2 separate regions of the Homo sapiens genome follow, and region 2 is linked to region 1. Evidence: read pairs that join two places in POLR2A ChIA-PET (ENCODE). Cell type or tissue: CD4-positive, alpha-beta T cell. All regions are shown on one strand. Each heading gives the region's core, and the rest is flanking DNA. Links, peaks and the distances in the headings are about the cores only.

Region 1 (4,384 bases), core at 385-4,384:
GATGGAAAGGTATCCAGAATATTATTAAATAAAAAGAGGTAAGTTGAAGCCCCAGTGTGTGCTTGTCAATTTTTAATTTTATTTTTAAATTTTATTTATTTATTTATTTATTTTTGAGACAGAGTATTGCTCTGTCACCCAGGCTGGAGTGCAGTGGCATAATCTTGGCTCACTGCAACCTCAGCCTCCTGGGTTTAAGCGATTCTTGTGCCTCAGCCTCTGGAGTAACTGGGATTCCAGACACTTGTGACCATGCCTGGCTAATTTCTTTTGTCTTTGTCTTTGTTTTGTTTTGTTTTTAGTAGAGATGGGGTTTCACCATATTGCCCAGGCTGGTGTCAAAATCCTGGCCTCAAGTAATCCACCTGCCTCAGCGTCCCGAAGTGATGGGATTACAGGTGTGAGCCACCGCGCCTGGCCATTTTTTAAACTTGTATTTGTAATCTTAGAAAATGTGGGCAGTGGGGCTGGGCATGGTGGCTCACACCTGTAATCCCAGCACTTTGGGAGGCGAGGCGGGCAGATTGCTCGAGGCCAAGAGTTCGAGACCAGCCTGGCCAACATGGTGAAACTCTGTTTCTACTAAAAATACAAAAATTAGCAAGGCATGTTGGTGGGCGCCTGTAATCCCAGCTACTCGAGAGGCTGAGGCATGAGAATCACTTGAACCCGGGAGGCAGAGGTTGCAGTGAGCCAAGATCATGCCACTGTACTCCAGCCTGGAGGACAGAACAAGACTCCGCCTCAAAAAAAAAAAAAAAAAAAGAAAAAGAAAAAAGAAAGAAAATGTGGGGAGTGGGATAGGGGAGGGGAGAGTATTTTGTTTTACTTTATACCCATCTGTGTTGTTTGAATCTGTTACTGTGACAAGCAGTGTGATTACTTGGTTATTAAAATACACATTTTTAATGAGAAAAAATCAGATACAAAAGAAGTGCTGAACCGGCAGCATTAGTTGATTCTAAGTGCTGGAGGGAAGGGGGTTTGGTTCCATGTGGACTCAGGTGATCAGGGAGGGCCCCCTGGAGGAGTGGACAATAGGCTGAGCCCTAGAGGATGAAGGGTCAGAGGTGCCCTTGGATAAGGTTTAAATGTGGAAATAGTAGCTGGACGCCCCCCCACCCCCTCCCCCAAGGTACAGGCTGGGCCCAGAGGTTGCCACTCCAGGACCTCCCCAGGGTTCTGCTGGGCCCTCCTTACCAGAGCTGCTAGTTCTGTACCACAGGCCAGCACCACCCTCGGTCAGGTCCCCTGCTGGGATCCTCCACCGCCCCTGCTGGGCCTTGGCTGGACACCCTCCCTCACTCTCTAACTGATTGGAGAACTCTTGGGGATCCTTCAAACCCTTTGCAAGCTCCACCTCTCCTGAGGGGCCTCCCCGGCCAGCTCCTCATCCCCACCAGAGCTGAGCATCCTCCCGTGCCCTGGCCCACACCTGCCCTGACCCACCCCACGGCCCCACCAAAGCTTATTCGGGGCCTGCCTCCCCTGCCGATGGATCCCTCTGGTTGGTCTCTCCCCGGCCCCCAGTACAGCCTCTGGCCTAGTAGGCCCTCTGGAAAGGAAGGCTGCTCTCAACAGCTGCCTGATTGGCTAAAAAGGAGAAGATGAGGACTCTCGTACCCGATTGGTGGGTTCAGATCCTTCCACCAACAATGACTCCACTGGGACCTTGAACTTGGGCCCGAGACCATAGCCTCTCTGACTCTTCCTCCTTAGGAATGATGAGGATCACGACATCTGTCTTTAGGGCTCCTGGGAGCTTCCTAGAATCTGTGGGTCCTGAGCCTTGACTCCCACTGCTCTTTATGACATATTAATTATTATTATTATTACATGTCAGCAACAGGTGTCCATGCAGAATGTGCCATGCCCCACAGCCTGGGCCGGGTGCTGGGGACACTCAGGTGTCTCCTGAGCCCTCCTTGAGCAGGTCACTTGTCCCTGGTGGAAGGGACACCTGTCCCCAGGGCTCTTGCCGTGGTCCCATCTCAGTTGGCTCAGACTGGGGTTTCCACAGGGCAGGGGTGTGGCTGCTTTTGTTCTCCGTTATCTCCCCGGAGTCTAGCACTGGGCCTGCCACACAGGTGCTCAGTAAATACGTGTTGAAGAGTGAATGGATGGGTGGATGCCAGAAGGAAGGAATGAGGGAGTGAATTAAAGGGACGCATTCCTGGCGGCGGCACTAAAGCACTCAGAGCAAACTGCAGAGTTGGGGGCTGAACTGTGACTGTAGCCACTGGCCGTCCTGCTGACCATCCCGCCCCCCCAACCTCCGCAGGTGAGTGTCCCAGCCCGGGGCGCGGTAGCGCCGCCAAGCGGAAGAAGAAGCAGCGGCGGAACCGCACCACGTTCAACAGCAGCCAACTGCAGGCGCTGGAGCGCGTGTTCGAGCGCACGCACTACCCCGACGCCTTTGTGCGCGAGGAGCTTGCCCGGCGCGTCAACCTCAGCGAGGCGCGCGTTCAGGTGAGCGCTCAGTCCCGGGCCTCCCGTGGGAGCGTGCGCGTGGGAGCGCACAGCCACTGTTCACCCGGGATTACACAGTTGCCCAGGAGGGGTGTTTGAGCAGGAGCATCTGAGGCCAGGAGGACGGGGGTTCAGATCCCAGCCCTGCCACTTACTGGCTGTGTGCCCTTGAGCAAGTGACTTAAGCTGTCTGTGCTGCAGGCACCTGCCTACCTGGAAAATGAGGATCACGTAGGTCTTTGCTATAGGGGTCCTTCGAGGATTAGAGTTAAAATTTTCATAAAGCGGCCAGGCACAGTGGCTTATGCCTATAATCCCAGCACTTTGAGAGGCCGAGGTGGGTGGATCACTTGAGGCTAGGAATTTGAGACCAGCCTGGCCAACATAATGAAACCCCATCTTTACTAAAAGTACAAAAATTATCCGGGCGTGCTGGCGCGCGCCTGTAATCCCAGCTGCTTGGGTGGCTGAGGCAGGAGAATCGCTTGAACTCGGGAGGTAGAGGTTGCAGTAAGCTGAGATTGCGCCACTGCACTCCAGCCTGGGTGACAGAGTGAGACCCTGTCTCAATAAATAAACAAACAAACAAACAAATAAAAATAAATTTTCGTAAAGCGCTTAGAACAATGCCTGGCACCAAGGGTTCTGATAAAGAAGTCCTTTTCCAGTTTCAAGTTCTTAACTCTGTGCCAGCACTGAGCCGAGTGCTCAGCAAGCGCCTCTCCCCGCGAGTCCTCAGCAAGCGCCTCTCCCCGCGAGTCCTCAGCAAGCGCCTCTCCCCGCGAGTGCTCAGCAAGCCCCTCTCCCCGCGAGTGCTCAGCAAGAGCCTCTCCCCCCGAGTGCTCAGCAAGCGCCTCTCCCCCCGAGTGCTCAGCAAGCGCCTTTCCCCGCGAGTGCTCAGCAAGCACCTCGCTCCCAGTGGCCGAGTGCCTCTCCATTCGTTCTCATTCTCCAACACATTCTCCATTCATTCTCCATTCATTGGTGTTCTCAATCTCCAACACATACCCAGCAGCAGGCGTCATTTGTCATCCCCATTCTACAGATGAAAAAACTGAGGGTCAGAGAGGTGACGCTGCCAGCCCTGGGCTGGTGACAGAGCAGGCACACACCCAGGTCCAGAAGGACTTGGGTCCCCCCTGCCCATGCTGCACCCTGCTCACCCTCCCACCCACAGGTCTGGTTTCAGAACCGCCGCGCCAAGTTCCGCAGGAATGAAAGGGCCATGCTGGCCAGCCGCTCTGCCTCGCTGCTCAAGTCCTACAGCCAGGAGGCCGCCATCGAGCAGCCCGTGGCTCCCCGGCCCACCGCCCTGAGTCCAGATTATCTCTCCTGGACAGCCTCGTCCCCCTACAGGTGAGAGCGGGAACACCTTTGGGCCAGGAAGGGGCAGCTCGAGGAATCCCAGAGGGCTTTTCCGGCCTGGACTCCTCTGAGGGTCTGGAGAGAGCTTGAATGGTGTCCACGCGCCCCTGGGATCTGGGGTACACCAAGTGATGTGTGGCGAGTGTGCCTGTGAGTGGGTGTTCACGAGCACCTGCACGTGCATGTTGTAAGAGTTGGCATGTGTGTGTGTGTCAACGTACATGTGGGCACACATGACTGTGAGTGTGCATGCACATGCCTGCGTATGCAAAGGAGCGTGCAAGCATGCGTGTCCACAGGGGTGTGAGTGTGTGCGTGAACACCTGGAGCCGGGAGAAAACAGGCCTATCTGGAGGGGGAGCAAAGTACAGGCATCACCCTGAGGGAGTAGAAAACCTGCAGGAAGATTCCTAGGCTGTCACGGGGGCCCCAGCGCCCTGTGTCCACCCTCCAGACGAGAAACTGACGCTGGGAGGGCTGAGGAAATGGTCTCCCTGGCCTGCGGGCATGGCTGGGGCCCAGAGCCAAGTTCTGGGGCAGTTTTGTCTGG
Region 2 (4,384 bases), core at 316-4,315, 1.7 Mb after region 1:
GGACACGAAGGTGGTAAGTGCGCACGTGTGTGTGTTGTTTGGGGACGCTGGGGAGAGGGAGGTGAATGCCTTTTCCAGAATGTCTGGTTGGGTCTAGGCACCCAGAAGCTTTGAGGACTCTCTTCCACAAAGAGGTACCGTCTATGGAGCCCTTGCCTGTGCACAGCGGGCGCTGACTCTGTAGAGGTGCCAGCTCTTTGGTTTCTTTGGATGTGTGCTCTTGCTGAGACAGAGGAGTGCTGACTGGGCTGTGCTGCTGGTGATTTTTGATGATAGCTTGAATGTTTCTAGCATACTGTGCTTCAGACCAAACTAGGCAGCAGCTCTGAGTGGGAAGGAGAGTGGTCGTGGTGTGGGCAGACGATTCAAAGGAATGTACTGGGGAAAGCCCACAATTCACTTTCTCCTGTAAAGCAGCACTGGCTGCCCTTTATTACCCTTTGCCACCATCCTGATATCGCCTTCTGCTTCCTGCACTACCCCTGCCAGCCAAGGCTTCACCAGACTTGGTCTTTAGTAGCCTGTATTAGAAAACCAGCTGCACATCCTTCGTTACCTGAACCTCACCCCCAGCCTGCCATGCCTAGGAGGTCCTGCCCCTTATGGGTTGAAATCCCTGTGCTCAAAGGCTCTTCCCTCAGTCTCCAACGGGAAATGACCGATCAATGTGCCAATTGGATTTCAGTGCCCCAGCTTCTCCCAAGGGGCTGAGGGTACAGATCGAGTGCCAGCAGGAGTGCAGTGGCACAATTATAGCCCATTGCAGCCTCGATCTCCCGGGCTCAAGCAATCCTCCCACCTCAGCTTCCTGAGTAGCTGGGACTACAGGTGTGTACCACGACATCTGGCTGATTTTTTTTTTTTTTCTTTCCATTCTGAGTAGAGACAAGATTTCACTATGTTGCCCAGGCTGATCTCAAACTCCTAGGCTCAAGAGATCCTCCCACTTCAGCCTCCCAAGTAGCTGGGGCTGGGATCACAGGCGCATGCACCACCACGCCTGGCTTATTGATTAATTGATTGACTGAGTGATTGATTGGTTGCGACGAGATCTCACTATGTTGCTCAGGCTGGTCTCCAACTCCTGGGCTCAAATGATCCTCCTACCTTGGCCTCCCAGAGTGCTGGGATTACAGACGTAAGCCACCGTGCCTGACCTCAAAAGGGTCTTTGAAGATGCTTTATGAAGAGCATTCACTGGACTTGTAACTGGTTCTTTGGCTTTCCATATCTTATATTTCTGTAAGGTTAGAATTTTTTGTTTTGTTTTTGTTTTTTTTGAGACAGAGTCTTGCTTTGTCACACAGGCTGGAGTGCAGTGGCACAATAGCTCACTGCAACCTCCATAAGGTTAGAATTTTTAAAAATAGATAGAATATATTAATTTTTATTTAAAAAGAACTACAAAAATTAAAAGAAAAACTTCTGTATAAATTGGCCCAACTCCTATGGAAGCCAGTTTGGCGCTGCCTGGCAAAATAATAACACATAATACCCTTTGACCTAGCAAGTGCACCCTGAGGAAATTGCTCTACAAATTATACTCGCCCGTGTGTGAAATGACTTGCGCATAAGATTATTCACTGCAACATTATAATAGCAAAAGATTGCAAACAGTCCCTTGAAATGCCTGTAAAATTATGGTACTTTAATGAAATGTGATTTGGCTATAAAGAAAAAAAGCAGAAGTTTTCTATTGATTTGGCAAGATCTTCAGGTGAAAAAAAGTACAGAATGGTATGTATAGTATCTTAACCATTTGTGTAAAAAATGGGGGTGAGGGCTGGACACCTGTAATCCCAGGACTTTGGGAGGCTGAGGCAGAAGGATTGCTTGAGTCCGGTAGTTCGAGACCAGCCTGGGCAACATGGTGAAACCCTGTCTCTACAAGAAATACAAAAAATCAGCCAAGTGTGGTGGCAGACACCTGTAGTCCCAGCTACTTGGGAGGCTTGAGGCAGGAGAATCACCTGAGCACCAGAGGTGGAGGCTGCAGTGAGCTGTGGTCACACTCCTGTACACCAACCTGGGTGACAGAGCAAGACCCTATCTTAAAGGACAAAACAGAAAAATGGGAGTGAGAAAAAATACACTTCTAAAAAATGTTGTATATGCATGTTTTAAAAGCCACCCATCTGTATACTGATGTATATGTGTTTAAAAATCTCCAGAAGGTAACAGAAAACTGCCAGTTTTTTTGAGGGAGTCAGAAGGGGGCAAATGGGCATAGGGGTGAGAGGAAGGCTTCTGTGTCTACCTTTACATGGTGTTCACTTCTGAACCATGTCACTGTGTTACCTATAAAAAATGTAGGTAATGTAACTGTATCACAATAAAGCTTGATGGAGAAAATAATTTTAAACTGGACGTGGTGGCACACACCTGTTATCCCAGCTACTTGGAAGGCCAAGGTGAGAGGATTGGTTGAGCCCAGGAGTTTAAGTCCAGCCTGAAAAACATAGCAAGACCCTTTCTCTACACAAAATTTAAAAAAACAAAGAAAATAATTGCAGGCAGAAACCTGCCAGCCCACAGAATCGACACACTGGGCAGGGTGGGGGCCAAGTGTAAAAGTCAGTTTCAGTTCCCCCTCTCGTGCTAGAGTCATGCATCTGTGACACTGTCAGGAGTGTGGGGATTTGAGGGTGTTGCCCACAAGTGTTTTCATGACTCTTTGGAATTCAAAAGGACTTTTCCTGAATTGATAGACTCAGTTGATAGGTCACCTGAAACAGACCCAGGAGACCTGATTGCATGTTTGGGCAGAGGTCAGAGGCTCAGATACCAGCTGCTGCCCCACCAGTGGCTCAGCCTGTGACCTCGGAAGAAGCCCCCTGACTTTCCTGCCTCAGTTTCTCATGGCAGAGAACAGATGGCAGGTGAACATCATAAAACATTGGGACCTTATGAATACTGGTATTTTGGTGTGAGATTTTTTTTTTTCCTACCCTTTATCCTTATTAAGATTAATTCATGCTTACAATAATATATTCATGATTCTCGAAGCAGAAGAAAGAGATGGAACAGCAATGTTGGACAGGTGCTGGTTTTTTTCCTAATTTCAAATCTACCTTTTTTTTTGTTTGTTTGTTTGTTTTTTTTTAGGCAGGGTTTCATTCTGTTGCCCAGGCTGGAGTGCAGTAGTGCAGTTTTGGCTCACTATAGCTTCAGTCTTCTGGGCTCAAGCAATCTTCCCGCCTCAGCCTCCCAAGTAGATGGGACTACAGGCATGCACCACCATGCCCGGCTAATTTTTGTGATTTTTGTAGAGATGGGGTTTCATCATGTTGTCCAGGCTGGTGATACTGTATTTTAAAAATACAGTTTTTATTTGATTCTTGCCAGTGACCTTCTACCATAATGAAGCGACTCTGAGTCAGAGCCCCCTTCACAGAGCACTGGAGCTCCTTCATGACACTTAGAGTCCATCTCTGGCTGGTCATTGGTGAATGGTGTCCAGTCTTACCGTCAGGTTTATTTGACCCTGGACCTTTTTACTAAGGGAGTGGCAAGCGAATTGCTGCCACGTGCTTGTGTGGTGATCCAGCCGCGCCTTTCCGGCACAGTCGGCTTTAGTGAACAGGCCCGTGGATCAGTGGTGCTAAGAATAATTTAAACTACTTAGGGGAAGATTTGGGTTTAGCTGTATAGGGAACAAGGCATTCCACAGGGGGCCATTTGTTGTGTGGTGTCGCCACTGTTCCTAGATTGCTCCTGTCTGGAGTGTGCTGCATATTCCAGATCAAAAGACGTGCCATTTTTAATCTGTTCATCCAAAAATGGTGGCAGAACCTCTGTGCTAAGTTTTCTGTGTAAGGGAACAACATTAGGAAAGGCTTCTTCTCTAAAGCAGGTTGTAATGTCAAGGAATGAATGAAAGAATGAAGAAATAAACTGTTCCCAGGATTATAAGAGTGAAATGTTTGGCCTTGTAGGGCTCAAGGAACTTAGTACAAAATGCGGAAGGACAGGTGAATGAGGAGTTACTCATGTGTATAAATCTAATTTCCACCTGATCTTACCACATTTGATGGTAGAAAGCAGCATTTGTTTATTTTATTTTATTTATTTTATTTTATTTTATTTTATTATTTTTTTTTTTTGAGACGGAATCTCGCTCTGTTGCCCAGGCTGGAGTGCATTGGCACGATCTCGGCTCACTGCAAGCTCCATCTCCTGGGTTCACGCCATTCTCCTGCCTCAGCCTCCCGAGTAGCTGGGACTACAGGCGCCCGCCACCACGTCTGGCTAATTTTTTTTTGTATTTTTAGTATAGATGGGGTTTCACCATGTTAGCCAGGATGGTCCCGATCTCCTGACCTCATGATCCGCCCGCGTCGGCCTCCCAAAGTGCTGGGATTACAGGCGTGAGCCACCACGCCTG

Evidence for each region. Peaks named below come from ENCODE experiments on the same cell type or tissue, not always from the same donor. Only the 100,000 strongest peaks of a DNase experiment are listed, where the experiment ranks them.
Region 2: POLR2A ChIA-PET joins it to region 1 with 8 read pairs; 2 of 35 experiments call an interaction of 5 or more read pairs at or near these places.

The regions. Positions count from the first base shown.
Region 1 is chr9:129,716,950-129,721,333 of GRCh38, forward strand. PRRX2 (paired related homeobox 2) reads left to right here. Exons shown (of 4, transcript NM_016307.4): 2 at 2,282-2,469; 3 at 3,647-3,825. PRRX2-AS1 (PRRX2 antisense RNA 1) reads right to left here and starts at 1,757. Exons shown (of 2, transcript NR_132102.1): 1 at 1,624-1,757. In CD4-positive, alpha-beta T cell, for the core only: no CTCF peak of the experiment used is centred there; no DNase peak of the experiment used is centred there.
Region 2 is chr9:131,439,049-131,443,432 of GRCh38, forward strand. It overlaps PRRC2B (proline rich coiled-coil 2B), which reads left to right. Exons shown (of 32, transcript NM_013318.4): 5 at 1-13. Among named protein-coding and RNA genes, the nearest start is that of SNORD62A, 44 kb to the right of the region's middle. In CD4-positive, alpha-beta T cell, for the core only: no CTCF peak of the experiment used is centred there; a DNase peak (open chromatin) is centred at 2,603.